2 separate regions of the Mus musculus genome follow, and region 1 is linked to region 2. A link is a loop called in an ENCODE intact Hi-C map of the cell type or tissue named here. Cell type or tissue: left cerebral cortex. All regions are shown on one strand. Links, peaks and the distances in the headings refer to the core of each region. The heading gives the core; the rest is flanking DNA. Region 1 has its middle 33 kb from the start of Sirpb1c. Region 2 holds the start of Gm9733 (predicted gene 9733).

What was found. Peaks named below come from ENCODE experiments on the same cell type or tissue, not always from the same donor. Only the 100,000 strongest peaks of a DNase experiment are listed, where the experiment ranks them.
Region 1: it touches region 2 in a loop (4-fold over the local background); 7 of 42 quality-filtered maps call a loop at or near these places.

The regions. Positions count from the first base shown.
Region 1 is chr3:15,873,583-15,889,992 of GRCm38, reverse strand. No RefSeq gene overlaps it. Among named protein-coding and RNA genes, the nearest start is that of Sirpb1c, 33 kb to the right of the region's middle. In left cerebral cortex, for the core only: no CTCF peak of the experiment used is centred there; no DNase peak of the experiment used is centred there.
Region 2 is chr3:15,320,687-15,337,096 of GRCm38, reverse strand. It overlaps Gm9733 (predicted gene 9733), which reads left to right and starts at 4,795. Exons shown (of 3, transcript NM_001076679.2): 1 at 4,795-4,947; 2 at 16,330-16,410. The coding sequence starts at 4,875. In left cerebral cortex, for the core only: no CTCF peak of the experiment used is centred there; no DNase peak of the experiment used is centred there.

The DNA.
Region 1 (16,410 bases), core at 4,024-12,023, 550 kb before region 2:
CACAATATCTTTCCATAAATCCAGCACTTCAAAGGGAAAACACCAACACAAGGATGGAAATTAAACCCTAAAAAAAAGCAAGAAAGCAATCCTTCAATAAACCTAAAGGAAGATAGCCATAAGAACAGAATCCCACCTCTAACAACAAAAATAAAAGGAAGCAACAATTACTTTTCCTTACTATCTCTTAATATCAATGGACTCAGTTCCCCAATAAGAAGTTACAGACTAACAGGCTGGCTATATAAACAGGATCTAACATTTTGCTTCATACAGAAAACCCACCTCAAGAACAAAGACAGACCCTACCTCAGAGTAAAAGGTTGGAAAACAATTTTCCAAGCAAATGGTCCGAAGAAACAAGCTGAAGCAACCATTCTAATATTGACTAAAATCGACTACCAACTCAAAGTTATCAAAAAAGACAAGGTGGAGCACTTCATACTCATCAAAGGTAAAATCTTCCAAGAGGAACTCTCAATTCTGAACATGCTCCAAATGCAATGGCAGCCACATTCATTAAAGAAACTTTCGTAAAGCTCAAAGCACACATTGTATCTCACACAGTAATAGTGGGATACTTCAACACCCCACTCTCATCAATGGACAGATTCTGGAAACAGAACCTAAACAGAGACACATTGAAACTAACAGAAGTTGTTAAAGAAATGTATTTAACAGATACCTACAGAACATTTTATCCTAAAAACAAAGGATATACCTTCTTCTCAGAACCTCTTGGTACCTTCTCCAAAACTGACCATATAAATGGTCACAAAACAGGCCTCAACAGATACAAAAATATTGAAATTATCCTATGTATCCTATCAAATCACCACAGACTAAGGCTGATCTTCAATAACAACATAAATAATAGAAAGCCAAAATTCATGGGGAAGCTGAAAACACTCTACTCAAGCTGAACAACGCTCTACCTTGGTCAAGGAAGAAATAAAGAAATTAAAGACTTTTTACAGTTTAATGAAAATGAAGCTACAACATACACAAACTTATGGGACACAATGAAAACAGTCTTAAGTAGAAAACTCATAACTCTGAGTGCCTACAAAAAGAAACTAGAGATAGCATACACTAGCAGCTTGACAGCACACCTAAAAGCTCTAGAACAAAAGGAAGCAAATACACCCAAGAGGAGTAAACAGTAGGAAATAATCAAACTCAGGGTTGAAATCAACCAAGTGGAAACAAAAAGAACTATTAAAAGAATCAACCAAACCAGGAGCTGGTTCTTTGAGAAAATCAATAAGATAAATAAACCCTTAACCAGAATAACTAGAGGCTACAGGGACAGTATCCTAATTAACAAAATCAGATATGAAAAGAGAGACATAACAACAGGACCTAAAGAAGTCCAAAACATCATCAGATCCTACTACAAAAGGATATACTCAACAAAACTGGAAAACCAGGATGAAATAGACAAATTTCTAGACAGATACCAGGTTCCAAAGTTATATCATGATCAGATTAATGATCTAAACAGTCCCATATCCCCTAAAGAAATAGAAGCAGTTAATATTCTCCCAACCAAAAAATGCCCAGGACCAGATGGGTTTAGTTCAGATTTCTACCAAACTTTCAAAGAAGACCTAATTTCAACTGTCCTCAAACTATTCCATAAAATAGAAACAGAAGGTACTCAACCCAATTCATTCTATGAAGCCACAATTACTCTGATACCTAAAGTACATAAAGACCCAACAAAGAAAGGAAACTTCATACTTATTTCCCTTATGAATATCGATGCAAAATACTCAATAACATTCTTGCAAAACAAATGCAAGAACACATCAAAATGATCATTTATCATGATCAAGCAGGATTCATCCCAGAGTTGCAGGGATGGTTTAATATATTGAAATCCATCAACGTAATCCACTATATAAACAAATTCAAAGACAAAAGCCACATGATCATCTCGTTACATGCTGAGAAAGCATCTGACAAAATCCAATACCCATTTGTGATGAAAGTCTTGGAAAGATCCGGAATTGAAGGCCCATAACTAAACCTAATAAAAGCAATATACAGCGATCCAGTAGCCAACATCAAACTAAATGGAGAGAAACTTGGAGAATCCAGTCTGATTTCTATAGAAGTTATACCAGTTTGCAATCCCACCTTCTTCTGAGAAGAAGGTATATCCTTTGATTTTAGGATAAAATGTTCTGTAGATATCTGCAATGGAGGAATATTCTCTTTCTCCACATTTTTATGAATATTTGCTTTCACCTGAGATTTTGATCTTATCCATTCTGATTGATGTAGGTAGAATCTCAGGGTCATTTTGATTTTCATTTTCCTGATGGCTAAGGACTTTGGACATTTCTGTAAGGGCTTCTCGTACATTCAAGATTCCTCTGTTTTGAATTTTTGATTGGGAGCTCGTGTCTAGCTGCATATGTATCAGAAGCTGACATATTTGGCCATCAGTGGAAAGAGAGGCCCATTGGTTGTGCAAACTTTATATGCCTCAGTACAGGGGTACTCCAGGGCCAAGAAGTGGGAGTGGGTGGGTAAGGGAGTGGGGGGGGCAGTATGGGGGACTTTTGGAATAGCATTGGAAATATAAATGAGGAAAATACCTATTAAAAAATTAAAAAACAAAAAACAAAAGAAAACCAGATACACTGAATCTAATGGAAGAGAAAATGGGAAAGAGCCTTGAAATCATTGGCACAGTGGGAAGTATCCTAATCAGAACTCTAATGGCTCAGGCTATAAGATCAAGAATTGATAAATGGGACCTCAGGAAACTGGAAAGCTGGTGAGCATGGTGGCATACGCCTTTAATCCCAGCACTCGGCAGAGGCAGAGGCAGAGGCAGAGGCAGAGGCAGAGGCAGAGGCAGAGGCAGAGGCAGAGGCAGAGGCAGAGGCAGAGGCAGAGGCAGAGGCAGAGGCAGAGGCAGAGGCAGAGGCAGAGGCAGAGGCAGAGGCAGAGGCAGAGGGAGGATTTCTGAGTTTGAGGCCAGCCTGGTCTACAAAGTGAGTTCCAGGACAGCCAGGGCTATAGAGAGAAACCCTGGCTCAAAAAATAAAGAAAATGAAACTGAAAAGCTTCTGTAAGGCAAAGGACATCAGCAAGATACAGATTGGGAGAAAATCTTCCTCTATTTTTTTTTTTTTTTCGAGACAGGGTTTCTCTATGTAGCCCTGGCTGTCCTAGAACTCACTCTGTAGACCAGGCTGGCCTTGAACTTAGAAATCTGCCTGCATCTGCCTCCTAAGCATTAAAGGCATGTGCCACCATGCCCGGCTTCATTTTTTTTAAACAATTTAAAAATTTTTTTTATTAGATACTTTCTTCATTTACATTTCAAATGCTATTGCAAATGTCCTCTATACCCTCCCGCCGCCCTGCTCCCCAACCAACCCACTCCTGCTTTCTGGCCCTGGCATTCCCCTGTACTGGGGCATACAATCTTTGCAAATGGCCTCTTCTCCCAATGATGGCTGACTAGGCCATCTTCTACCATATATGCAGCTAGAGACAGGAGCTCAGGGGAACTGAGGCAGGCATCAGTCAGATACACCAAGACCACTTAACACCAGAGATAACCAGCTGGGAAGAGGCAAGTTCAAGACCATAAACAACAGAAGCCAATATATTCTGGCACCATCAGAGCCTAGTTCTCCCACCACAGCAAGCCCTGGATACATCAACACACCCGAAAACCAGGATGCTGACCTAAAATCTTATTTCATGAAGATGATAGAGTCCTTAAAGTAGGATGTGAATAACTCACTGAAAGAAATACAGGAAGCTACAGGTAAACAGGTAGAAGTCCTTCATAATATCTGTCCAGGACCTTCTGGCTTTTAGACTCTCTGTTGAGAAGTCTGGTGTAATTCTGAAAATTCTGCCTTTGTGTGTTACTTGGTCCTTTTCTCTTAAAACTTTTAATATTCTGTGCATTTGGTGTGTTGATTAATATGTGACAAGAGCGTTATCTTTTCTGGTCCAACAATCTAGTTGGTGTTTTATAGGCTTCTTGTACATTCACAGACATCTTTTTTTTTTTTTTTTTTTTTTTTTTTTTAGGTTAGGCAAGGTTATTATGATTTTGTTGAAGACGTTTTTTGGTCCTTTGAACTGGGAATCTTCACTCTCTTCTATTCCTATTATTCTTAGGTTTGGTCCTTTCATTGTGTCCTGGATTTCTTGGATGCTTTGGATTAAGAGGTTTTCTCTTTTGAATTTTCTTTGATTGTTGTGTCAATATCTTCTAAGGCATCTGCTATGCCTGAGATTCTCTCTTCTGTCTCTTGTATTCTGTTGTTGATGCATCTTTAGATCCTGACTTCTATCCTAGGTTTTCTATTTTCAGTGTTGCCTCTATTTGTGTTTTCTTATTGTTTGTACATCCTTTTTTAGATTTTGGTCTGCTTTGATCAATTCCTTCATCTGTTTGATTGTGTTTTCCTATATTTCTTTAAGGGGTTTATTTGTTGTGTCTTTAAGGACTTCTACAGACCCCTTCAGCTCCTTGGGTACTTTCTATAGCTCCTCCACTGGGGGCCCTGTGTTCCATCATATAGATGACTGTGAGCATCCACTTCTGTGTTTGCCAGGCACTGGCAGAGCCTCACTCAAGGATCAGGGTCCTTTCAGCAAAATCTTGCTGGCATATGCAATAGTGTTTGGGTTTGGTGGCTGATTATGGGATGTATCCCCAGGTGGGGTAGTCTCTGGATGGTCCATCCTTTCCTCTTAGCTCCAAACTTTGTCTCTATAACTCCTTCCATGTTCCTTATTCTAAAGAGGTGTTTTGTTCCTTATTCTAAAGAGGAATGAAATATCCACATTTTGGTCTTCACTCTTCTTGATTTTCTTGTGTTTTGCAAATTGTATCTTGGGTATTCTAAGTTTCTGGGCTAATATCTACTTATCAGTGAGTGGATATCAAGTGACTACTTTTGTGATTGGGTTACCTCACTAAGAATGATATCCTCCAGATCCATCCATTTGCCCAAGAATTTTATAAATTCTTTGTTTTTAATAGCTGAGTAGTACTCCATTGTGTGAATGTACCACATTTTCTGTATGGTCCCCATAGACTCATGTTTTTGAATAAGTCTATGGGGACCAGGGAGTGGAATGTGATGGTTTGTATATCCTTGGACCAGGGAGTGGCACCATCTGGAGGTGTGGCCTTGTTGGAATAGGTGTGACCTGGTTGGAATGGGTGTGTCACTGTGGGTGTGGCATAAGATCTTCACCCTAGTTGCCTGGAAGTTAGTCTTCCTGTAGCAGCCTTTGGATGAAGACGTAGGACTCTCAGCTCTGCCTTCCCCATGCCTGCCTGGAATCTGCCATGCTCCCACCTTGATGATAATGGACTGAACATCTGAAACTGTAAGCTAGCCCCAATTAAATATTGTTTATAAGACTTGCCGTGGTCATGGTGTCTGTTCACAGCAGTAAAATCCTAACTACGACACTGCTTTTAATATTCTGTCTTTATTTAGTGCATTTTTTTTGTTCTGATTATTATGTTTAGGGAAGAATTTCTTTTCTGGTCCAGTCTATTTGGAGTTCTGTAGGCTTCTTATATGTTCATGGTCATCTCTTTATTTAGGTTAGTGAAGTTTTCTTCTATAATTTTGTTGAAGAGATTTACTGGCCTTTAATTTGAAAATCTTCATTCTCATCTACACCTATTGTCCTTAGGTTTGGTCTTCTCTGTTTCCTGGATTTCCTGGATTTTTTTTAGTTAGGATCTTTTTACATTTTGCATTTTCTTTGATTGTTGTGTCCATGTTTTCTATGGAATCTTCTGCACCTGAGATTCTCTCTTCCATCTCTTGTATTCTGTTGCTGATGCTTCCTGATTTCTTTCCTAGTTTTTCTATTTCCATAGTCATCTCCCTTTGTGATTTCTTTATTGTTTCTACTTCCATTTTTAGATCCAGGATGGTTTTGTTCAATTGTTTCACCTGTTTGGTAGTGTTTTCCTGCAACTCTTTAAGGGATTTTTGTGTTTCCTCTTTAAGGGCTTCTAGCTGTTTATCTGTGTTCTCCTGTCTTTCTTTAAGGGAGTATTTATTTCCTTCTTAAAGTCCTCTATCATCATCATGAGAAGTGACTTTAGATACATATCTTGCTTTTCTGGTGTGATGGTGTATCCAGGACTTGCTATGGTGGTAGAGTTTGATTCTGATGATGCCAAGTAACCTTGGTTTCTGTTGCTTCTTTTCTTATGCTTTCCTCTTGCCATCTAATTATCTCAAGTGCTTGTTGCTCCCAATATATCTGATTGGAGCGTGTCCTTCCTATAATCCCAGTTTATTCAGGACTCCTCAGAGTCCAGCTTTCTCTGTCATCTGATTCCAGGATCCTGTGAACTGGGAGTCTGGGTTTCTCAGAAATTTTGGCAGTCAACCTTTCTCTGAGACCCTAAGATCTTGGTGTTATTAAGCTCCTGGCATCTTGGGATCCTGGAATCCTAAGATCCTTGGAGTGTTACAGTGCCTCTAAGTTGTGTTTCCTTCGAGGACCACGGTGCTGTCTGGTGTGTTGGAAACTAAGGTATACCAGCACCAATGAGAAGGAACCTGAGCCTGTGTCCTTGCTCCTGGTGTCACAGGCTCGTCAGGATTGATTTTGAACAGATGTTGTGTTCTACTCACTTGTAGTCTGATGATCGAATGGAGAGTCCTCTGGAGATTGTGGGAATGTCCATCGAATTTTCACCCAAAGTGTCCTGTAGCTGGAGACAACCAGAAGGGCAGTTGGGAGACTATTATTGACTGCTATTTATTTAAGGGTTATGGGACTGTTTAGATGGTTTGTCTTATCCTTGTTTAACTTTGGTATCTAGTATCTGTCTAGAAAATTATCTGTCTCGTTCAGATTTTCCAGTTTTTTTTTTTTTTTTGAGTATATGCTCTTTTAGTAGGATCTGACGACTTTTTGGATATCCTCATTTTCTATTTTTACGTCTCCCATTTAATTTCTGATTTTCTTAGTTTGCATACTACCTCTGTTACCTCTGGTTAGTCTGGCTAATCGTTTATCTATCTTCTTTCTTCAGAGACTTGAAATTCTTATCATTCAGATCTTTACTTCCTTACTTAGAATCATATGCCAGCATGATTTTGCTGAAAGGACCCTCATATAGCTGTCTCTTGTGAGGCTATGCCAGTGCCTGGCAAACACAGAAGTGGATGCTCACAGTCAGCTATTGGATGGAACACAGGGCCCCCAATGGAGGAGCTAGAGAAAGTAGCCAAGGAGCTGAGGGGGGCTGCAACCCTATAGGTGGAACAACAATATGATCTAAGCAGTACTCCCAGAGCGCATGTCTCTAGCTGCATATGTAGCAAAAGATGTCCTAGTCGGCCATCATTGGGAAGAGAGGACCCTTGGTCTTGCAAAATTTATATGCCCCAGTACAGGGGAACACCAGGGCCAAGAAGAGGGAGTGGTTGGGTAGGGGAGTGGAGGGGGGGTATAGGGGAGTTTGGGATAACATTTGAAATGCAAATGAAAAAAATACCTAATAAAAATGAAAAAAAAGAATAGTAGCAAGGTTTTTTATATTATTTGTGACTTTTGTGAAGGGTATTATTTCCCTAATTACTTTCTCAGCCTGTTTATTCTTTGTGTAGAGAAAGGTCACTGATTTGTTTGAGTTAATTTTATATCCAATTACTTCACTGAATTTGTTTATCAGGTTTAGGAGTTCTCTGGTGGAATTTTTTTGGATCACTTATATACACTATCATATCATCTGCAAATAGTGATATTTTAACGTCTTCCTTTCCATTTTGTATTCCTTAGATTGCCAATTTTGTCTAATTGCTCTGGCTAGGACTTCAAGTACTCTATTGAATAGGTAGGGAGAAAGTGGGCAACCTTGTCTAGTCCATGATTTTAGTGGGATTGCTTACAGTTTCTCACCATTTAGTTTGATGTTGGCTACTGATTTGCTGTATATTGCTTTTATTATGTTTACGTTTGGGCCTTGAATTCCTGATCTTTCCAAGACTTTTAACATGAACATGTGTTGGACTGTGTTGAATGCTTTCTCAGCATCTAATGAGATGATAATGTGGTTTTTGTCTTTTGAGTTTGTTCATATAGTGGATTATGTTGAATGATTCTGTATATTGAATCATCCTTGCAATCCTGTGATAAAGCATACTTGAGCATGATGTATGATCATTTTGATGTGTTCTTGGATTTGGTTTGCAAGGATTTTATTGAGTATTTTTGCATCAATATTCATAAGGGAAATTTGAAGTTCTCTTTCTTTGTATGAAATAGTTTGAGGACAATAGTTTTTATTATATGAAATAGTTTGAGGACAATAGTTTCTATTTTATGAAATAGTTTGAGGACAATTGGAATAAGGTCTTCTCTGATGGTGTGATAGAACTCTGCACTAAATCCATCTGGTCCTGGGATTTTTTTTTTTGGTGGGGGGTGGAGGGTTGGGAGACTATTAATGTCTCTTTCTATTTCTTTAGGGGATATGGGACTCTTTAGATCACTAATCTGATCCTGATTTGACTTTAGTACCTGTTTTCTGTCTAGGAAATTGTCGATTTCATCCAGGTTTTTCCAGTTCTGTTGAGTATAAGGTTTTGTGGTAGGATCTTATAATTTTTTGATTTTCCTCAGATTCTGTTGTTGTATCTCTCTTTTCCTTTCTGATTTTGTTAATTAGGATACTATCCCTATGCCCTCTAGTTAGTTTGGCTAAGGGTTTATCTATTTTTTTGATTTCCTCAAAGAACCAGCTTCTGGTTTGCTTGATTCTTTGAATAGTTATTTTTGTTTCCACTGGGTTGATTTCAGTCCTGTTTGATTATTTCCTGCATCTACTCCTGTTTGTTTGTTTGTTTTTAAATTAGGTATTTTCCTCATTTACATTTCCAATGCTATCCCAAAAGTCCCCCCTATCCTTTCCCCCACTCCCCTACCCACCCACTCCCACTTTTTGGCCCTAGCGTTCCCCTGTACTGGGGCATATAAAATTTGCAAGTCCAATGGGCCTCTCTTTCCAGTGATGGCCAACTAGGCCATCTTTTGATACATATGCAGCTAGAGTCAAGAGCTCCAGGGTACTGGTTAGTTCATAATGTTGTTCCACCTATAGGGTTGCAGATCCCTTTAGCTCCTTGGCTACTTTCTCTAGCTCCTCCATTGGGGGTCCTCTGATCCATCCAATAGCTGACTGTGAGCATCCACGTCTGTGTTTGCTAGGCCCCGGCATAGTCTCACAAGAGACAGCTATATCTGGGTCCTTTCAGCAAAATCTTGCTAGTGTATGCAATGGTGTCAGCGTTTGGAGGATGATTATGGGATGGATCCCAGGATATGGCGGTCTCTAGATGGTCCATCCTTTCATCACAGCTCCAAACTTTGTCTCTGTGACTCCTTCCATGGGTGTTTTGTTCCCAATTCTAAGAAGGGGCAAAGTGTCCACACTTTGGTCTTCGTTCTTCTTGAGTTTCTTGTGTTTAGCAAATTGTATCTTATATCTTGGGTATCCTAAGTTTCTGGGCTAATATCCACTTATCAGTGCTATTCCTGTTTGTTGAATTTGCTTCCTTTTGTTCTAGAGCTCTTAGGTGTGCTGTCAAGTTGCTAGTGGACGCTCTCTCCAGTTTCTTTTTGGCGACACTCATAGTTATTAGTTTTCCTCTTAGGACTGCTTTCATTGTGTCCCATAAGTTTGGGTATGTTGTGGCTTCATTTTCATTAAGCTATAAAAATTCTTTAATTTCTTTCTTTACTTCTTCCTTTATTAACCTATCATTGTGTAGATTGTTGTTCAGATTCCATATATTGTTGTTCAGATTCCATATATATAAGAATATGCTTTCTATTATTTGTGTTGTTATTGAATATCAGCCTTAGTCTGTGGTGTGGTGATCTGATAGGATGCATGGGATAATTTCAATATTTTTGTATTTGCTGAGGCCTGTTTTTTGAAATTTTATATGATCAATTTTGGAGAAGGTACCATGAGGTGCTGAGAAGAAGGTATATCCTTTTGTTTTAGTATGAAATGTTCCATAGATATCCGTTAAACATATTTGTTTCATAACTTCTGTTAGTTTCATTATATCTCTATTTAGTTTCTGTTTCCATTATCTCTCCATTGATGAGAATGGGGTGTTGAAGTCTTCCACTATTATTGTGTGACATATAATGTGCGCTTTGAGTTTTAGCAAAGTTTCTTTAATGAATGTGGGTGCCCTTGCATTTGGAGCATAGATGTTCAGAATTGAGAGTTCATTCTTGTAAATTTTTCCATTGATGAGTAAGAAGTGTCCCTCCTTACCTTTTTTTTTTTTTTTTTTTTTTGAGAACGTTAGGTTGAAAGTTGATTTTATTCGATATTAGAATAACTAACCAGTACCCCAGAGCTCTTGACTCTAGCTGCATATGTATCAAAAGATGGCCTAGTCGGCCATCACTGGAAAGAGAGGCCCATTGGACACGCAAACTTTATATTCCCCAGTACAGGGGAACGCCAGGGCCAAAAAGGGGGAGTGGGTGGGTAGGGGATTGGGAGTGGGTGGGTATGGGGGACTTTTGGTATAGCATTGGAAATGTAAATGAGCTAAATACCTAATAAAAAATGGAAAAAAAAATTACTAGCTTTGGGGGGGAGGAGGTGAAAAAATAAAAATAAAAATAAGCTTTTTAATACTGAAAAAAAAAAAAAAAAGAATGGCTACTCCAGCTTGTTTCTTGGGACTTTTTTCTTGGAAAAATGTTTTCCAGCCTTTCACTCTAAGGTAGTGTCTGTCTTTTTCATGAGTTTGGTTTCCTGTATGCACCAAAATCTTGGGTCTTGTTTATGTATCCAGTCTGTTAGTCCATGACCTTTTATTGGGAAATTGAGTCCATTGATATTAAGCACTATTAAGGAAAAGGCATTGTTGCTTCCTTTTATTTTTGTTGTTTGAGTTGTAATTGTGTTCATCTGGCTATCTTCTTCGGGTTTGTTGAAAGATTACTTTCCTGTTTTTTCTTGAACTTGGTTTCCCTCCTTCTGTTGGAGTTTTACCTTTATTATCCTCTGAAGGGGTGGGTTTGTGGATTTATTTTGTAAATTTGCTTTTGTCATGGAATACCTTGGTTTCTCCATCTATGGTAATTGAGAGTTTTGCTGGGTATAGTAGTCTAGGCTGGCATTTGTGTTCTCTAAGGGTTTGTATGACATCTGCCCAGTATCTTCTGGCTTTCATAGTATCTGGGAAGAAGTCAGATGTAATTCTGACAGGTCTGCCTTTATAGATTACTTGTCCCTTTTCCCTTCGTGCTTTTAATATTCTTTGTTTTGTGCATTTTGTGTTTTGATCATTATGTGACTCAAAGAATTTCTTGTCTGGTCCAAACTATTTGGAGTTCTGTAGGATTCTTGTATGTTCATAGCCATCTCTTTCTTTAGGTTGGGGAAGTTTTCTTTTATGATTTTGTTGAAGATATTTACTAGCCCTTTCAATTGAGAATCTTTGCTGTCTTCTATATGTATTATCTTAAGATCTCATTTTAAAAATCATCCTGGATTTTTGGATTTTTTTTGGTTTAGGAGCATTTCCGTTTTTTCATTTTCTTTGACTGTTCTGTCAATGTTTTCTATGGAATCTTCTGCCCTTGAGATTCTCTCTTTTATCTCTTGCATTTTGTTGGTGATGCTTAAATCTGTGACTCCTGATCTCTTTCTTAGGTTTTCTAACTCCAAGGTTGTTTCCCTTTGTGATTTCTTTATTGTTTCTATTTTCATTTTTAGATTCTGGATAGTTTTGTTAATTTTCCTTGCCTGTTTGATTGTGTTTTCCTATAATTCTTTAAGGGATTTTTGTGTTTCTTCTTTCAGGTCTTCTACCTGTTTACCTGTGTTCTCCTGTATATCGTTAAGTGAGTTATTTGTGTCTTTCTTAAAGTCCTCTATCATCATCCTGACATGTTATTTTAGATGCAAATCTTGATTTTATGATGTTATGGTGTATCCAGGACATTGTTTTGGTTGGACAACTGTGTTGATGATGCAAAGTAACCGTTCTTTCTGTTGCTTATGTTTTTATGCTTGCCTCTCACCATCTGGTCATCTCTACTGCTACCTGCCCTCACTATATTTGACTGGATCCTGTCCTTCCTCTGATCCTAGTTGTGTCAGAACTCCTCAGAGTCCAGCTTCTTCTGTGATCCTGTGATTCTGGGATCTCTGTTCCTGAGATCCTTGGTATGTTAAACTGCCTCTGGGACCCTGAGGTCCTGGTGTGACCAAGCTCCTGGGATCTTGGGATCTTGGCAATGTTTGACGGCATGGGATTGGAACTTTCTCTGGGTGTTGTGGGTCTGGCTGTGGAGTTCTTGCCTAAGTTCTGCTCAGGGAACCTGCTCAGACCAGAAAGAACCCTAGCCACTGGTGGGGCAATGCTCCTGGGTCACCAGATCCCAATGGTTTCAGTTATTCCCAGTGTTGGGACAGAACTTGTGTCCTCCTCAACTCCTGTTCTATGATCCTGGGTGTGTTAGAGCACCTGGTATGGGAGCTTTCTCTGCAGGGTGTGTTACTGGCTGTAGGTATATTTTTTAATTAAAGATTTTGTTTTACCTATTCACTTTACATTTTGCTCAGTGCCACCTATCTCGTTATTGTGTCTTGCATTCCCCCATTACTCCTCCCCTTCCCCTGTGAGCTGGTAGGGAGACCCTTAGTATCCCCCACCCCCACCCCCAGCATTTTAAGTCTCTGCCAGGCTAGGTGCTTCTTCTCACACTGATGCCAGACAAGGCAGGCCAGCTAGTAGAACATATCTCACATACAGGCAATAGATTTTGTGATAATTCCCATCCCAGTTGTTCAGGACCTACATGATTGTCAAGCTGAATATCTGCTGAATATAAGCAGGGAGCCCTAGGTCCAAACCATATATGTTCTTTGGTTGGTATTTCAGATTCTGAGAGCCCAAAAGGTCCAGGTTAGTTGACTCTGTAGGTCTTCCTGTGGAATTCCTATCCCTTTTGAGGCCTACAATCCTTCCTCCTTTTCTTACGTAAGAGTCCACAAGCTTCATTCTTCATTTGTCTGTTTGTTTCTGTCTCTGTGTGAGTCATTTCCTGGGTGGAACCTCTCAGAAGACAACATGCTCCTGTTATATAAGGATGATATTCTCCAGTTCCCTTCATTTCCATGCAAAGTTTTGTAAGGCAAAGGACACTGCCAATAAGAGAAACCAGCAATCCTCATGTAGACTGGGGAATGATCTTCTTCAATCCTACTTCTGACAGAGGGACAATATCCAAAATTTACAAAAAACTCAGGAAGTTAAATACAAGTTACCTAAATATCCCATTTAAAAAATATGGGGTACAGATCTAAATAAATTTCAAATGCCAGAGAAGCACTAAAAAAAAAAAAAAAAAAAAAAAAAAAATCAAAGTCATCAGGGAAATGTAAGTCAAAACAACTATAAGGTTTAGTCTTGGACCAATTAGAATGGTTAAGATAAAAAAATCAAAAGCAGTGGGCATGTTGGTGCATGCCTTTAACCCCAGCAATTGGGAGGCAGGGGCAGGCAGATTTCTGAGTTCAAGGCCAGCCTAGTCTACAAAGTGACGAGGTGCCCAGGACAGCCAGGGCTATACAGAGGAACCCTGTCTTGAAAAACAAAAACAAAAACAAAAACAAAAAAACAAAAGCTAGAACGTGCTGGTAAAGATGTAAAGCAAGAATACTCCTCCATTGCTGGTGGGAGTGCAAACTTGTACAAGAACTTTAGAAAACGTTTTTGTTTGTTTGTTTGTTTGTTTGTTTTGCTTTGTTTTGGTTTGTTTTATTTCATAGAAAACTGGAAATAATTCTACCTTAAGACCCACTCCTGGGCATATATGCAAAAGATGCTCCAACATCTTACAAACATACTTTTTTCAATTATGTTCATATCAGCTTTATTTGTAATAGTCAGAAACTGGAAACAACCTAGATGTCCCTCACCTAATGAATGGATGAAAAAATATGGTACATCTACACAATGGAATACTATTCAGCTATTATAAAACCAAGATGTAGGTTTTTGTTTTTGGTTTGTTTTGTTTTTATCGCCTGAAGATTTGGGGTATATTTACCTTCACAAGACTCACATGAAACACAGAGCCATGATATGTTAACAAACATCTGAAGGCATAACCAATAAAAAAAATGTTAGATATTATTTCATTGCAGTATCCTGTTAGGTGAATATAGGAGAAAAGTAAAACTGTCCAAAGACAGAGTCAAAAAGTTAAGGAAGAAATTGTCTCTTCATTTCAGAAAGTGGGCAAAGGCAAGTGAATAATTCTGTGGATGTACCTTAGATTTATGTGCTTCGTTTTGGTGCTAATATCAATCATATTTATGTTTCTCCTACTTGTACTTTTAAATCTGTAGTGCAGTTTTTACATTCTGGAGTTATGGATTTGACTTTACAAAAATTATGTGCTATGAAACTTAGCACAGAGTTATTTTTACAACATACTGTATTAAAAACTCACAGGAAGGGGAGACTTAAGATATTGTATAAATGAAGTTATTTACTCAAATGATGGGATTGTTTTTCCAAACTATCTAAACAGGCCCATATCATACAAGGAAATAGAAGAAGTCATTAAAAACCTCACAAGCAAACAAACAAACAAACAAAAAATAACAACCCAGGGCTAGGTGGATTTAGTGCAGAATTTTACCAGACCTTCAAAGAAGACCTGATACCAATTTTCCTCAAACTATTCCATAAAATAGAAAGAGAAGGAACACTACCAAACGCATTCTATGAAGCCACAATTACTCTGATACCAAAACCACACACGGACCCAACCAAAAAAGGGAACTTCAGACCAATCTTGCTTATGAATATCGATGCAAAAATACTCAATAAAATTCTTGCAAACCAAATCCTAGAACACATCAAAACCATCATTTACCATGGTCAAATAGGCTTCATGCAATGTTGGTTTAATATATGAAAATCCATTAATGTAATCCACTATATAAACAAGCAGAAAGAAAAAAATCACACGATCACGTCCTTAGATGCAGAAAAAGCATTTGACAAAATATAACACCCTTTCATGTTAAAAGTATTGGAGAGATCAGGAGATCAAGGCCCATACATAAACATAATAAAAGCAATTAACTGCAAACCAACAGCCAAGATCAAATTAAATGGTGCCATACTTGAGGCAATCCCACTGAAATCAGGGACAAGACAAGGATACACACTCTCCCCATATCTATTCAATATAGTATTTAAAGTGTTAGCTAGAACAATAAGACAACAAAAAGAGATGAAGAGGACAAAAATTGGTAAAGAAGAAATAAAGGGGGAGTTGCCTGACACCAGCAAGGGCCCACATAGGATTCCCCACGGGATCCTAAGACCTCTAGTGAGTGGAACACAGCGCCGGCCCCAATCCAATCGCGCGGACCTGAGACTGCGGTACATAGGGAAGCAGACTGCCCGTGCCTGACCCGGGGCAAAAGCCCCTTCCGCTCCACTCGAGCCCCGGGCTTCCTGGCCAGCGGAGTCGCCTGACACCCGCAAGGGCCCACACTGGATTCCCCACAGGATCCTAAGACCTCTAGTGAGTGGAACACAACTTCTGCCAGGAGTCCGGTTTGAACACCAGATATCTGGGTACCTTCCCTGCAATAAGATAGCTTTCCTGCAGAGAATACTCTACCCACTGAAACCAAGGAGAGTGCTACCCTCCCAGGTCTGCTTATAGAGGCTAACAGAGTCACCTGAAGTACAAGCTCTTTACAGAGACAACTATAACAGCTAGCTTCAGAGATTACCAGATGGCGAAAGGCAAACGTAAGAATCCTACTAACAGAAATCAAGACCACTCACCATCATCAGAACGCAGCACTCCCACCCCACCTAGTCCTGGGCACCCCGACACAACGTAAAATCTAGACCCAGATTTAAAAACATTTCTCATGATGATGATAGAGGACATCAAGAAGGACTTTCATAAGTCACTTAAAGAATTACAGGAGAGCACTGCTAAAGAGTTACAGGCCCTTAAAGAAAAGCAGGAAAACACAGCCAAACAGGTAGAAGTCCTTAAAGAAAAACAGGAAAACACATCCAAACAGGTAATGGAAATGAACAAAACCATACTAGAACTAAAAAGGGAAGTAGACACAGTAAAGAAAACCCAAAGCGAGGCAACGCTGGAGATAGAAACCCTAGGAAAGAGATCTGGAACCATAGATGCGAGGATCAGCAACAGAATACAAGAAATGGAAGAGAGAATCTCAGGTGCAGAAGATTCCATAGAGAACATCGACACAACAGTCAAAGAAAATACAAAATGCAAAAGGATCCTAACTCAAAACATCCAGGTAATCCAGGACACAATGAGAAGACCAAACCT
Region 2 (16,410 bases), core at 4,618-12,617:
AATTTTATATCCAGCTACTTCACTGAAGGTGTTTATCAGGTTTAGGAGTTCTCTGGTGGAACTTTTAGGATCACTTACTTTTAAAAAAAATTGTTTTATTAGATATTTTCTTCACTGACATTTCAAATGCTTTCCCAAAAGTCCTCTATATCCTCCACCTGCCCTGCTCCCCTACCTACTCATTCCCAATTCTTGGCCCTGGCGTTCTGCTGTACAGAGGCATATAAAGTTTGCAAGACCAAGGGGCCTCTCTTTCCAATGATGGCCGAAAAGGCCATCTTCTCCTACATATGCAGCTAGAGACACAAGCTCCGGGGTACTGGTTAGTTCATATTGTTGTTCCACCTATAGCGTTGGAAACCCCTTCAGCTCCTTGGGTACTTTCTCTGTCTCCTCCATTGGGTGCCCTGTGTTTCATCCTATAGATGACTGTGAGCATCCACTTCTGTATTTGCCAGACACTGGCATAGCCTCACAGGAGACAGCTATATCTGGATCCTTTCAGCAAAATCTTGATGTCATGTACAGTAGTGTCTGCTTTTGGTGTCTGATGATGGACCTCTGTGTGGAGCAGTCTTTGAATGGACCATACTTTCGTCTTAGCTCCAAACTTTGTCTCTGTAACTCTTTCTATGGGTATTTTATTCCCTATTCTAGGGAGGAATGAAGTATCCATGAGTTGGTCTTCCTTTTTCTTGATTTTCTTGTATTTTTAAATTGTATCTTGGGAATTCTAGGTTTCTGGGCTAATATCCACTTATCAGTGAGTGCATATCAAGTGACTTCTTTTGTGATTGGGTTACATCACTCAGGATGATATCCTCCAGATACATCCATTTTTCTAAGAATTTCATAAATTCATTGTTTTTAATAGCTGAGAACTTTCTAAAAATGGAAGCAAAAACAATGAAGAAAACCCAAAGGGAGAGAACTCTGGAGATAGAAACCCTAGGAAAGAAATCAGGAACCATAGATGTGAGCATCAGCAACAGAATACAAGAGATTGAAGATAGAATCTCAGATGCAGAAGATTCCATAGAAAACATGGACACAACAATCCAAGAAAATACAAAATGCAAAAAGTTCCTAACTCAAAACATCCAGGGATTCCAGGACATAATGGAAGAGCAAATCTGGAGTAGATGAGAAAGAAGATTTTTCAACTTAAAGGGCCAGCAGATATCTTCAACAAAATTATAAAAGAAAGCTTCCCATACCTAAAGAAAGGGATGTTCATGAACATACAAGAAGCCTACAGAACTCCAAATAGACTGGAGCAGAAAAGAAATTCCTCCCGACACATAATAATCAGAACAACAAATGCACTAAATAAAGACAGAATACTCAAAGCAGTAAGGGAAAAAGTCAAGTAACATATAAAGGCAGGCCTATTAGATTTTATCCTAAAACAAAAGGATATACCTTCTTCTCAGCACCTCATGGTACCTCCTACAAAACTGACCATATAATTGGTCACAAAACAGGCCTCAACAGATACAAATTATTGAAATTATCCCATGCATCCTATCAGATCACCACGGACTAAGGCTAATCTTCAATAACAGCATAAATGTTAGAAAGCCAACATTCATGTGGAAACTGAACAACACTCTACCGAATGATATCTTGGTCAAGGAAGAAATAAAAAAAGAAATGAAAGACATTTTAGAGTTTAATGAAAATGAAGCCACAACATACCCAAACTTATGAGACACAATGAAAGCAGTCCTAAGAGGAAAACACGTAGCCCTGAGTGCCTCCAAAAAGAAAGTACTCAGCAAGAGCTCTATTGCTTACATCTTTAGGAGCCAGAGCGCAAGAGAGCAAGAGGGCAAGTGAGCTAGAGCAAGAGCCAGAGCAAGAGAGAGAATGGCGAAACTCCTTCCCCTTTAAGGAGAATTATCCTCCGCCTAGGACGTGTCACTCCCTGATTGGCTGCAGCCCATCGGCCGAGTTGTTGTCACGGGGAAGGCAGAGCACATGGAGTGGAGAACTACCCTTGGCACATGCGCAGATTATTTGTTTACCACTTAGAACACAGGATGTCAGCGCCATCTTGCGCGAATGTGAGGGCGGCTTCCCACAGTTCCTTTGTCCCTGTTCCTGCTGGCACAAGACCCTCCTTGATTCTTTGGAGTTGATGTTGCGATCCACTCGCCTGTGATCCCGAGGTGATCCGGAGGTCCTGAGGAATGGAGAGTACTCTGGGGTCCTTGGCAGCCTTCGACGGGTTCATGTGAAGATCACAAATACATTTCAATTCTGTACTTGGTTAGTGAATAATATTACAACATTGGACAAAGGCTCATGGCCAATTCCTACCGTGATCCAAAAAAGTTGTCAAAGTTTTGTCACTTCTATAATTCAGTTGAGGTTCATATGCTTCTTACACAGAAGCATCATTTTCAACTAGAAATACTTCACTGTAGTCCTTCCAGTTATCTCTAAATTTGTTTGCATCCTCAAACGTATGCACAGCCTTCTAGCCAATAAGTGTAAAGTGGTATCTTAAAATTCTCATTGTCTGTCTTCTACTTTACTGGCATGACTTATTGTATGACAATGAAAGCGAGATATCAAGAGGCTAAGTTGGCAAATGATGAAAATAAGTATATTCAAATTAAATGAAAGTGGAATTTTCATTTTCCGTTAACAGGGTCTTGCTATGTACTACTGGCTGGCCTCAAACTCAGGGAGATGCACCTGACTCTGTCTGATTGATGAGATTAAAGGCATGTGCCACCATACCTGGCTTGAGTTCCATTCTTATTCTGCTTGGGTTCACCTGCATAAGGTAGCATTGCCCAAATTGAGCTAGATCTTCCTAAGTTTCCAATGGAAAGAGTAAACCACAGATATACCCATAGGGCAGCATTGAGCAGAAAATTTCTCAACTGAGGTTCCTGTTCTCAGGTACCCTGGTATCGTGTTCACAGCCAAGATTAGCTCTTCCACCCCCTAAAACACCAAAGCAAACATTTCTTACACCTGGATTAGATAGGAGAGAATTTGGTCTTGACGATTAGCTTTCTTGCTCTTTTTCCCAGCACATATCTAAAGTTAGTGAGGACCCTTATACGTCTTTCTCCCTAGTTCCTATCTGAACACAGTAAGAATTGAAATATCTTCTTTCTAACAAAATAGAAACTGACATCCTTGTTTCAACTAGTTCTCCATGTCTCAAGAAGCAATCTACTCAGTTTCCTTCAGAGTATACTGATGTACACATTCATGCTCCATTAAGAATATAAGATCATATGCCCCAGTACAAGGGAATGCCAGGGCCAGAAAGCAGGAGTGGATGGATTGGGGAGCAGGGCAGAGGGAGGGTGTAGGGGAATTTCAGGATAGCATTTGAAATGTAAATAAAGAAAATATCTAATTAAAAAAAAAAGAAGAAAAAGGAATATACTTATTAAAATGTTCCCATTTTAAAGAAGTCAAAAGCTGACTCCTGAGAGGCTCTGCCAGAGGCTGACCAGTACAGATGTTGATGCAGTCAACTATTGGACTGAGCATGGGAAACCCCATGGAGGAGTTAGGAGAAGGACTGAAGGAGCTGAAGGGGATTGCAACCCCATAGGCAAAAAACAATATCAACAAATCAGACCACCAGAGGTCCCAGGGACTAAACCATCAATCAAAGAATGAAACCCATGGTTCCAGCTGCATATGTAGCAGAGGAAGGCCTTATCTAGCATCAGTGGGTGGGAACCCTTGGTTCTGTGAAAGCTTGATGCCCCAGTGTAGGGTAATGCTAGGGCAGTGAGGCAGAAGTGAATAGGTGTGTGGGAGGGGGAGCACCCTCACAGAAACAGGGGTGGGAGATGGGATAGAGGGTTTGAGGAGGAGAAACCAGGAAAGGGGATAACATTTGAAATGTAAATAAATAAAATATCCAACAACAAAAAAAAAAAAGGTTCCCATTTCCTCTCTGAAAAAAAAAATCAGGATGATATGATTGAAACATCTGGCAAAGGCAACTTAAAAGATCACGGATTTATTGAGTTTACAACTCCAAATTATAATTTATCATTGTAGCGATATTAGGGTGGCAAGATTTTGAAGCATGGAGTCATTATATATCCATTGATAAGAGTAGGGAGCAAAGAGTTTATGCATATATGCTATAATTCATCTAACCCTATCCATTTTATTGTTCAAGATGCCCTACCTAGAACATAATTTTGTCCAAAATTAACATGAGTTTTCTCAAACCAATTAACTAAAGACATCCCACTCAGATGGTTTAAAAGGCCTTCTAAACCTTATCAAACTTACATATGTTCCTAGTGGCCTGTTTCTTGTATGCCTGGTTGAGAATTAATACTATTTGTAACATATACTAAGTTACATGTTTGTGTATGCAAAAAAGGCCTTTAAGTCTCACTTTGACTACATTTATCAGGATATTAGTAAAAGACATTCAAAGGATCATGAGAAAAAACATCTTGTTTACTCCAGCACTGAGCTGTTCTCACAAATATGGCCTTAACTGTGAAGTTTTATGTGGCACTGGAAAATGATATATAGACTTGGGTGTATGGGAAACACTCTTTTTTGGGGATTCTAACTGGGGAGTTACTAAGTCAAGATATCTTGAAACCACAGGAATCCAAGACAGGTTTAAGAGAAAGAGAAAGGATTACTTAAAGTATAAATATCTGAGTTTCTCTGCAAATAACTGTTAAAAACAACTCTTCCATTGCAGCTTCTTGTAATACTGTGAATCTATTTCAAAATAACCTGTATTGTTCCTGTTTCTCCATAACACTGACATATCCTGTTTGCAGAAAAAGCCACAGTACATCTTTTCTCTTCAGCCAGAAGCTACGACCTCACGAGAAAGTAGAAAAGACTCCTTAACCCTGACCATGCATCACCTGGACTTCCGGCCACATACTCTCCACAGAACCCTGCTCATGACTCTACTCCTGGGACTTACAGGTGAGCATGTTACAACAATAGCATCATCTTCCTGCTTCTGGACTATCTTCTGCTATTGAAACTACAGAAATAAGGGTAACCACCTGAACTGCCACCAGGAGAGAAATCCAGCATGTTGTCTCGGGTCTTTACCTGAATCCTGAGCACTGCTCAGCATGTTGATAAGTTGCAGCATTTAGCTAGAACATCCTATTAAAAAATGCTTCAAAAAGCATGATTTCTAATACTTCACCTAATAAAAGTTGGTTCACAGAATCTCACTTAAATTACTGTATCTCTTAGGCCCATCAGAGCCAGGAGTCACTGCCAATGAAGCTGACGGGGCTACCTGTCACTAAGCTCAGTACTCTCTGCTCATTTCCTGAAACACTGAGGCTGACATGCAGACCACTGACAGGATTCTAGGTGAAGCATGTTAGGCAATACTCAGCCACTATACTGTCTTGCGTAGGTTTCTCATTTTGTCTTCAGGCCTGCAGTTCCTCCCTCAACTGATCTCAGTCTTCTCACATGGTTATTGCTTCCATGACAAGCATGTACTAATATTTTTCTCATCTAACGCTGTATTTTACTGCTGTGGTTGCTGTAACAAGTACCACAGTGTGGTGGTCAAAAGAGTAGACATTCATTTCCTCAAAATTCTGAAAACTGGAATCTCAGAGTCAAGGTGCCCACAGAGATATTTTTTCCAAGATGCTTCTACTTTATAAATTAAACCTTCTCTTTCTGTCTTTATGTATTATCTTACCTCATTCTTTCTCTGTGGATATTTTCTACTTCCTGAAATAAAACCAATCACATTGGGTTAATACTCACCCAAATGACTTCTATTGATTTTAACTCCTTAAATACTCTCCACCATATATAGTCACTATATGGCACATGAGATTATGGCATTGATATGTAGAGTATAAGCAATGTATCCATAACAGGTCCCCACATGTCCCTGGTCTTCTCAATCTTCTCCAGTGAACTTTCCTTCCTTCTACTTGTAGCAAACAGGATTAGTGACACACTGAGTGTTCCCTGCTCACGGTTCACCTAAGAATATTTGTTAGCTGTTCATTTTTCGGTGGTGAGGAAGACTCTATTACTGATTCCGTGGCTTTAGGTCTGGGCATAGCAACCTTCAGGTTCCACTTTGGCTCATGTGTTATATTGTCTAACAAGATAAAAGTTTAATTTTTAAATGTCCTCATTACACTCTCTCTGCACCTGGGAGTAGCGGTAAGAGAATAGTCCTGCTGATTCTTTTAACACTTCCTGAAGCTTTCTGTATTTCAAATTTTCTAAAATTAATATATAATTACTTCATTTCTCTGCTGTCTCTTTTTCAAGTCCATAGCCCTTGTTTATTTCTTTCTTTAAGTGCTTTACACACACACACACACACACACACACACACCCATACACACACTTACTCATATATATCTATATGTTCCTAAGTATATAAATACAACTTGTTTTGTCTAAATGTTACCAGCCTACATGGCCAGAAGGATGAAGGGCATATCTCAGTGATGTATGGCCCTGCTGTATTCTTTTTATTCATGTTCCAGCCACTCTTTGCTTTACTGCTGTCTTCCTACCTCATGGTTTTCTGATGGATTCCCCCAAATCTCAGTGCAAAAGAACTGTTAGTGAATTAAAATTCTAAACTGTAATATGTAGGACAACTTCTGATCTTATTGATTGATTTACATTAGAAATTTGCTTCTGTACTTGGAAGTGGTTTTACACAAATGTTATGCTTTGAGTTTCAAACATATCCAAAAGTCCATGTACTAAAAATCCTTTCAACAGATTATGGCACTATTTTGAAAGTTGGTTCAGTTTTTGGATGTGAAGGACTAGTGGGGTAGGTCACAGAAACATGTCTTTGAAGGATGTAGCCCACATCCATTCTTGCCACTCAGTGTTTCCTGCCATCACGAGATGAACAACATTGTTCCATCACAGACCATCATCATGATGAGCTTCTGCCCAAAGTGAGACAAATGGAACAGTCAACCCTCAGAATCTTTTTCTGTCTGAAACAATTAGCTAGACGAAGTATTTCTTCATTTAAACTGCTGATCCCAGTTGCTTTTCAAATCAATAAAAAGATAAATGGCAAGCTATAATTATATTTAGATCAACATTTGTTTCTATAGCTAAACTCAACTTCATAAACTGTAACCAGATCCATATTTTTATGCAGATCATTTAGTGTCAGTTGAGGCCTCCATGACTCAGTAAATTAATGGAGAAATTACTTTACTTTTCAAAGTCATAAAAATTCACCATGTCCCAGATTCTGTGAGAAGCAATCCATACTTCTACATCATATGGGCCAACATATCAGTTTCATGATCTTGTCACACTGACACTGACACACAAAGGGATCAAAAGTACAAACAACAGTTATTGCAACATCTAGAACTTTGGACTGTTCTCAGGCTTTCTGACTGAGGTCTTAGTAAATAACTTCACAGAAACTCTGTTTGGTCCTGTGAGCTTTAGCATAATGAAGTAAGGACTGGGTCTATAGTTTTTATTTCCTAGACTCTTCATTCTTACATGCAAACAGTTTTTCTTGAAAATGTCCTTCACTTGGCTTCTATTCTCCATAGATTACCAATTTAAAATGAGTTCCAGTGACTTAGAAAGATGTCAAACTGAATGAATAGTACATAGGGAAGATGTTTGTTGTCTACTCACTAGGAGTTAGAGGCTGTTCTGGGAACGTGTGTGGCAATGGAGAAAAGAATTGGAGGCATAGTCACTCATGTAGATCTTAGATTCTCTTAGGGTAAGTGATAATAAAAAATGGTGAAATGTATAATATTTTAATGAAGTATATTTGGACAAATGTCCAATTGTCTAAAAAAAATAAAAAGACTTTTGGAGACTTAGATATCAAAAACTGGGTGATGAGTATGAACATCATTGAGAAGAAGAAAATTGATAAAATATTAGAGATATATAAAGATAGAAATGGAATATGAGAATGAGTCATGTGGCCAAGCATTACCAAAAAGCTTTACTGAAGGCATTAGCATATGTAAAGGCCATAAGTAGAGCTTCCTGCCATTGAATGTTAGCGCTTTCAGTCTAAGTAAATTGGAGCAACTTCAGGCTGAGCATAAAGAAGCACCACAGTATATATGAATTTTAAATTGATTTTTTTATGTCATGATTGAACACAAACTCTTCAAGGAGAAATAGAAGGAGGTTAATGCATGTGAGAATTGAGCAAGGACCGCTTGCCCAGGATACTGGAAGGAGAGGGACAGGAAGAGATCTCTGTTTCCTTAAGTGCTGAAGTGGAGCCTGTAGAATTTTCTGAAGGATCACACTTGATGTGAGAGTAAAGACCCTAGTCTTGGGACCCAGGCATCTGAAAAAAAGGAATTTCAGCTAAAATATACAGGTCATGCAGGACATTTCCCTGGACTTGTTTAGCCTGAGATGATAATTTCGCTCGAGAAGCCACTCAAGTTCACTGCTAAATAAACCTAGATGGCTATTGGGGAAGCTGGGAAGGGCTGGACTTTAGCTTTTTCTTCTAAGTGTATTCATTCATGTTTCGGTACTGACACCTCAGCTTCCTTCCTCCCACCTTTCCAATATGTTAAAACTCAAACCATCCAAGGGTCATGGACCATAGTTCCATGCCTGTGCTCTCTTGAGGAAGGAAGATCTGTAATATCACTTATACTTCCAATGTATGCTATCAAATCATTCACTCCTTATAATCTTTTCTTAAAGTTCCTTGCCAGGAATTTAACTGATATGATGTCCTTCAGGAACTGTTGCTAGAATTATGTTGTACTTTAAAAGGCATCCTGCTGGTACCTTGTCAACTTCTGGTTTTCAGTGAACACTTGAAAGTTCTACTTGAGATTTATGCATCGAATAATCTGTTATCTCTGCTACATTGATGAAAGGTCCTTTATAGTAAATGTGCTTTCTCCTGAAGATTGTGTATTATACAGTGTAAGTTTTATTTCCAACCTAGCACTGTGATAAAGTCCCTCTTTACATTTTAGATTATTCTAATAACTTTACCAAAGTTCATTACATGATCAAGCCAAAGAGAACTATAAAGCCATAAACAACCTACATAGGTGAGGCATACTGTGACTGCAGAATGGAGGGGAGGAAGCACAGTGTATAAGCATTCCAACAGGGGCAGTGCTAGTAACAATAGAATGGTATTTCTTCAATACATACGGAGTTAATCTCAGCTATGCGAACATGACTTTGGCTCTGAAGCCTGATGAGAAGAAGGGGTCTGAAGTTCTTGTTCATAAAACAAACAGCCACAATGGCATGAGGCCATTCTCAATATAGACAGAAACATCAGAAGAAACATAATTTGCCTATTAAGTTGTTTAATCAGGCCATGGACTTTGTAACAAATTAAGATAGGACCTAGAGGCAAAGTCGTGACAGATAAACAGTGTTCACTTATTCTTAATCCTATCATTAATGCCCAGCACATATTGATAACCACATATCCTTTAGCAAAAGAAATGCAATGTTCTTGACTCTTATTCCTACCTAACATGATCTAGTCTTCTCTTTGCTGAAGTACATTTCCCCTACATCATCATGGTGCACTGGACAGGTCACATGTTGCTCTCATTGTTCTTCTGGGTAAGATGAATAGTGAGGCTATAACCCAAGTGCTAATGTCCTGGGATTTCTGTCTGAAATACTTCAATGGTTTAGATAGTACATAGCTACTATTACCTGCTCTCTGACAATAGAAGAGAGAGGACAGGTGTGGTTGGCCTCTGCCCCAAGGCATAGCTGCTATGCAGACTTCAGCTGATTTTCTTAAATAGAAAAAGCCTGTAATAACATAATGTTTCCCCTACCTATGATCACCTACATTCATGAAAATGGAGTTAGATGAGATTCTCAAATCCACTCTGGAAAGTAAATTCCACAGTTTTTAGACTAAGTTCAGTTTTCTGTGCCCTCATCCCAGCCAAAGTTCTAGATACTCTCTTGATGAGTTCCTTCTCATCTCCATAGTGGGTTGCCTCAAAGTGCAGTTGGTTTCTGCTTTAGTTCTTTGTAAGAGATGTGGTAGCACATAGGCACATGCCACTGACATTCAAATTGCCCCCTATTTACCATGTTACATTCATAGAATAAACTTATCAAGCTACTTTATAATCTGTGCAAATAAGAAACACTGCAGAGAAACTGATACTACATCTGTCATGTCTAGACAATCATGTTGTAACAGAAGACATATTTACTGTTTCTATATTTTGTATTTTGGACAAATGCCCATTTTTACCATGTCAATTCTACAAATCCATGAGCATGGGAGATCTTTCCATCCTCTGATAACTTTTTCTTTTTTTATACCATACATTTTTATTTTGTTTTTGAGATTATAATCACAGTATTTATGCCTTCCATTTCCTCCCTCTAAGCCCTCCCATATTCCCCTCTCTGCTTTCTTTCAAATTCATGAACCCTGTTTTCGCTGATTGTTATTATATGCATTAGTAATTATTAATTAGAAAATAGGGCAGGTTTCTTTTTTATTAGATATTTTCTTCATTTTCATTTCAAATGCTATCCCAAAAGCCCCCTATACCTCCCCACCCTGCTCCCTATCCCACGCACTCCTGCTTCTTGGCCCTGGCATTGCCCTGTACTGGGGCATATGATCTTCGCAAGACCAAGGGCCTCTCCTCCCATTGATGGCTGACTAGGCCATCCTCTGCTACATATGCAACTAGAGACACAGCTCTGGGGAGGTACTGGTTAGTTCATATCGTTGTTCCTCCTATAGGGTTGCAGACCCTTTTAGCTCCTTGGGTACTTTCTCTAGCTCCTTCAACACGGGCCCTGTGTTCCATCCAATAGATAACTGTGAGCATCCACTTCTGTATTTGCCAGGCACTGGCATAGACTCACACAAGAGAGCTATGTCAGGATCCTGTCAGCAAAATCTTTCTGACATATACAATAGTGTCTGGGTTTGGTGGTTGTATATGGAATGGGTCCCCGGGTGGTGCAGTCTCTGGATGGTCTTTCCTTCTGTCTTAGCTCTGAACTTTGTCTCTGTAACTCCTTCCATGGGTATTTTCTTTCCCATTCTAAGAAGGAGCGAAGTATACACACTTTGGTCTTCCTTCTTCTTGAGTTTCATGTGTTTTGCAAATTGCTCTGATAACTTTTTCAATTTTTTTCTTCAATGACATGAAGATATTGTCAAACAGGACTTTCACTTGCTTTTTTAGAATTACCCCCAGATTTTTTATATTGTTTGCAGGTACTGTTAAGGGTGTTAAGTTCCTGATTTCTTTTTAGACTCTTTGTTGTTTGTATGTAGAAGGGCTTCTGCTATTTCTGAGTTAATCTTGTATCCAGTCACATTGCTTAAGTTGTTTTTCTTAAGCAATGTAGTAGTTTCTTGATAGAAATTTGGGAGTTACTTATGTATACTATAACATCATCTGCAAATAATGATATTTTGAAGTCTTCCTTTCAGATTTGTATCACCCTGATCTCCATTAGGTAACTTATTGCTATAGTTAGAATGTCAAGTAGGATATTGAAGAGATATAGTAAATGTAGACAGCCTTGCTTTGTATTGATTGTAGGGCAATTGTTCTGTGTTTCTATCCATTTAATTTGACGTTGCCTATAGACTTCTTGTAACCTGTCTTTATTATGTTTGGACATATCTATTATATTCCTGATCTCTCTATCAAGAAGAGGTTTTGGATTTATCAAAAGGATGTTTTCAACATCTAAGGATATGACTATGTCTGATTTTTTTTTCAGGGTTTTTCCCCCTATGGAGAATTACATTGACTGATTTTCAAACGTTAAAAGTTCCTCTTCCTCACTGGAATGAGGCATACTTGATAATGTTTTTGATGTGTACTTGGGTTCAGATTTCAAGTGTTTTATTGTGTATTTTTATATCAACGCTCACAAGCGAAATTGGTCTGCAATGCTCTTGTTTTGTTGCATCTTTGTGTGGTTTCACTGCTGGGGTGACTGTGGCTGCATAAAATTATTTTGGCTATGTTCTGTCTGTTTCTATTTTGTGAAATAATAGGAAAAGTATCGGTAATTTCTCTCTTCGAAAGTGTGGTAGAATTTTATGCTAAAATCAACTGGCCCTGTGTTCATTGGGGTTAGGAAAAAATTTAATGATATATTTTCTTAGGGGTAATAGTTTTATTTAAATTATTTATCATGTCTTGATTTAACTTTGGTAAGCTGTATTTATCAAGAAAATTGTTCATTTCTTTTAGGTTTCCCATTTTGTAGAATATAGGTCTTTGAAATAAGATATATTTGTTGGGAATTCTACAGTGTCTGCTGTTATGTTTCACTTTTCATTTCTGACTTATCAGTTTGTATATTTCTCTCTGACTTTTAGTAAGTTTGAATATCTCTCTGTCTCTTTCTCTGTCTTTCTCTCTTTGTCTCTCTCTGTGTCTCTCTCTGTCTGTCTCTGTCTCTGTCTCTGTCTCTCTCTCTGTCTCTCTCTCTCTCTCTCTCTCTCTCTTCCTCTTGGTCATTTTGAATAAGGGTTTGTCAATCTTGTTTATTTTCTCAAAGAGCCAAGTCTTTATTTCACTGATTCTCTTTGTTTCTATTTTATTGATTTCAGCCCTCAGTTTGATTATTCTGCAGTCTTCTCTAGGATGTGTTTGCTTCCTTTTGTTCTAGAGATTTCATGAGTGATGTTAAATTACTTATATAGATCTCCCAAAGCTCTTTATGAAAGTGCTGAGGGCTATGAACTTTCCTATTGGCACTGCTTTTACTGAGTCCATAGTTTGTGGGATTTGTGCATTCATTTTCATTGAACTCTAGGAAGCCTTTCATTTCTTATTCCTATTTCTTTTCTGACACAATTGTCATTCAGCATGTGTTGTTCAGTTCTCATGAGTTTGTAGGCTTTACATTGATTTTGTTATTGTTGAAATACAGCTTTAAGACATGGTGGTCTTATAGAATACAAGGTTTATTTCAATTACCTTGTATCTGTTGAAATTGTCTTTATGTCTGAGCATGTGCTTGACTTTGAAGAAAGTTCCATGAGATGCAGTGAAGAAAGTACATTTGAGTATGAATTTTTTAACTCCATTATTTCACTGTTTAGTTCTTGTCTGCAGTACTTGTCCATTGGTGAGTGTGGGATATTGTAGTCTTTCATTATTAATGTAATGGATTTGATTTTATGTGTGATTTAATCATATACACACAATTTCTTTATACAAAGAAATGTGTGTCCTGTGCTTGAGGCATATATGCTCAGAATAGAGCTGTGATGTTGATGCATTTTTCTTTTGCTTACTATAAAATGTACTTCCCCATCTCTTTGGATTAATTTTAGTTGGAAGTCTGTTTATTTTGGTTGGTTTTGTTTTGTTTTGGGAGAATTTTGAGGGTTTTGTTTTGTTTGTTTTGTTTCATATTAGAATGGCTACACCAATCTACTTATTGGGCCATTTGGGTGCATTTTTTAACCCACCCCTTTGTATGAAGTAGTGTCTATCTTTGTTGTTGGAGTATGTTTATTGTATTTAGTATAAAGATAGATCCTGTTTTCACATTCATTCTGTTAAGCTGTTTGTATTTATTGGGAAATTTAGTTCCATTGATATTGAATGCTACTAGTAACTGTTTTAGTCAGGATTTCTATTCCTGCACAAACATCATGACTAAGAAGGAAATTGGGGAGAAAAGGTTTTTTCAGCTTACACTGCCACATTGCTGTTCATCACCAAAGGAAATCAGGACTGGAAGTCAAGCAGGTCAGGAAACAGGAGCTAAAGAGGCCATGAAGGGATGTTATTTACTGGCTTGATTCCCATGGCTTCTCAGCTTGCTTTCTTATAGAACCCAAAACTACCATCCCAGGGATGGCACCACCCACAACGGGCTCTCCCATCCTTGATCACAAATTGAGAAAATGCCTTACAGCTGGATCTCATGGAGGCATTTCCTCAAGGGAGGCTCCTTTCTCTGGGATAACTCTAGCTTATATCAAGTTGACACACAAAACCAGCCAGTACAGTAACCAATGTTTGTTAATTTCTATTCTTTTGTTATTATTGTTGGTGGTGGTGGATAATAGTGTGTGTGTGTGTGTGTGTGTGTGTGTGTGTGTGTGTGTGTGTGTGTGTGTGTGTTTTCTTTTGCATATATGCTACTATTTATTTCTGGTGTTGTTTTGGATGCAATTTTTATCATTGTGTTGAAGTTTTTCTTCTAGAAACTTCTGTGGTGTTGGATTTGGATTTGTGGATGAATATTGTTTAAATTTGGTTTTCTCATGAAATATTTTGTTTTCTAAATCTATGGTGATTAAAAGTATTGCTGGTAAAGTATTCTGGGCCAGAATCTGTGGTCATTTAGTGTCTGCAAGAAAACTTTCCATGCCTTTCTTGGCCTGTTTTCCCTTGTAGATTTTAACATTCTTTCTTTGTTCTATGTGTCTAGTGGCTTTTTATTATTATGTGGCAATGTATTTCTTTTCTGATCTATTTGGTGTTTTGTAAGCTTCTGATACATTTATAAAAATCTTCTGCTTTGTGTTAGAAAAATCTCTTCTATGATTTTGTTGAAAATAATTTTCTAGGCTTTTGAGGTAAGAATTTTCTCCTTCTTCTGATTTTATTATTGTTAGGTTTGGTCTTTTCATTGTGCCCCAGAATTTTTGAGGTTTTGTGGCTTTAGATTTGATATTTTCCTTCAGAGATTTATCAGGGGTTTTTTGAGTTTTGTTTGTTTGTTTGTTTTTTTCTGTGTAACTTCAATGTGTGAGATTCTCTCTTCCATCTCTTTTAACCTATTGATGATACTTCCATCTGAAGTTCCTGTTTACCCACCTAAATTTTCTATCTCCATGATTGCCTCACTTTATGTTTTCAATATTGCTTCTATTTTCATTTCCAGTTCTTGAAGAGTTGTCTTCATTTTCTCCACCTATTTGGGTATTTTTTTTCTTTATGGTTGTATTTTTCCCTTCTATTGTGTTTGTGTTTTCCTAGTTTTCTCATTTTCTTTTTAAGACCCCTATCACATTCAAAAAGCTGGTATTATGATCATTTCTTATGCTTCATTTATGCACAAAGTATGCTAAAGTAGAACATTTGGATCTTGTGATGCCATATTGTCCTGGATATTGCTGAACATATTATTACAGTGCCATCTTAGCATTTGTGTTTATAATAAATATTGTTCTAGGAGTCATATTGTAAGTTTATTTTTGTTGGATGGGTATTTTGTTTCTTAGTTTCTCTTTCCTCTGTCTTTTTCCGATGTCTGTGGTCCATATTTCTGGTGGCTAGCTTGACTTGTGTCTCTGCAAGGAGTCTTAGTCAGAGTTGGAGATTGGACTTCTGGTTGTTAGAATGCCCTTTGCTCCAGAAGGACTTCTGTTTTCTGACTAGCAGGGCCTACACTTAAATATTAGGATCTGCATGTGTAGGAGTAGGGTCATGGTAGCAGAAGGCAGATGGTTGGTGCAGGTATCAGAACCAGAGTATTTTTAGAAAGGAGAAAGTAGGAGGGTTTAGATGGTGTGTGTGGCTCTTACCCATTCTCTCTTGTTTGGCATTCACCTAAGCATTGGATGTCTGTTCATATCCATGAGAAAATACATGGAACTGGGGAAGGGAGGTGTCTTTGGGTTGCGTTATTGACTTTCAAAACAAGTGTGTGTGGCTGGGTTAAGACAGTAGGTAGAGCTCTTACCTCTTCTGTCTGCTATGGACTGTACCTGAGCAGTAAATGTTCACCTGAGTAGTGAAAGTGGGGAATGGTTGGGATATTGTAGGTCTGGAGGGTGCCAGCCGCCTGGGCCTTTGGACTCTGAACTGAGGGAGGGAAAGGGGGGACATGTAACAGGTGGGTCTCTTACCTATTTTGACTAGATCTTTTGTTTCTTAGTTTGGGTGATTGTTATTGCATATAGGGACATGTTTATGGCATTATCACGCAATCTGATAAAGCAAATGCCATCATGAGGATCTTGTAAACAAATGTAAACCTCACTATATTCATACCTCATTGGTTTCAAAGAACACATAATAAATCCAATACTATTATAACAGAAGTTTCATATTCCATGTACACAAAAAGTGAAAACCAAGAAGATAATGAATGAAGTATGAGGATTCCAAACCAAACTGGTGCTTCAGTCAGAATCCTCCCCAATTCCCAATGACCCTGTGATTCAGTTTCCTCATCTGTATTACATTCTTATTCTAAAAAGTCCAAATGAGAGGAATTGTAATTAGAGTCATGCAATCATTATGTTTTCTTGTAAATGAGAATATTTGATCAAAAAGTTGAGGAGACAGGGTTTCCATCAGGATGAACATTAACTGATGTTTCCTGCAGGAACAGCTGCAAAAGAGCTGAAGGTGATTCAGCCTGAGAAATCAGTTTCTGTCATCACTGGAGAGTCGACCATTTTAAACT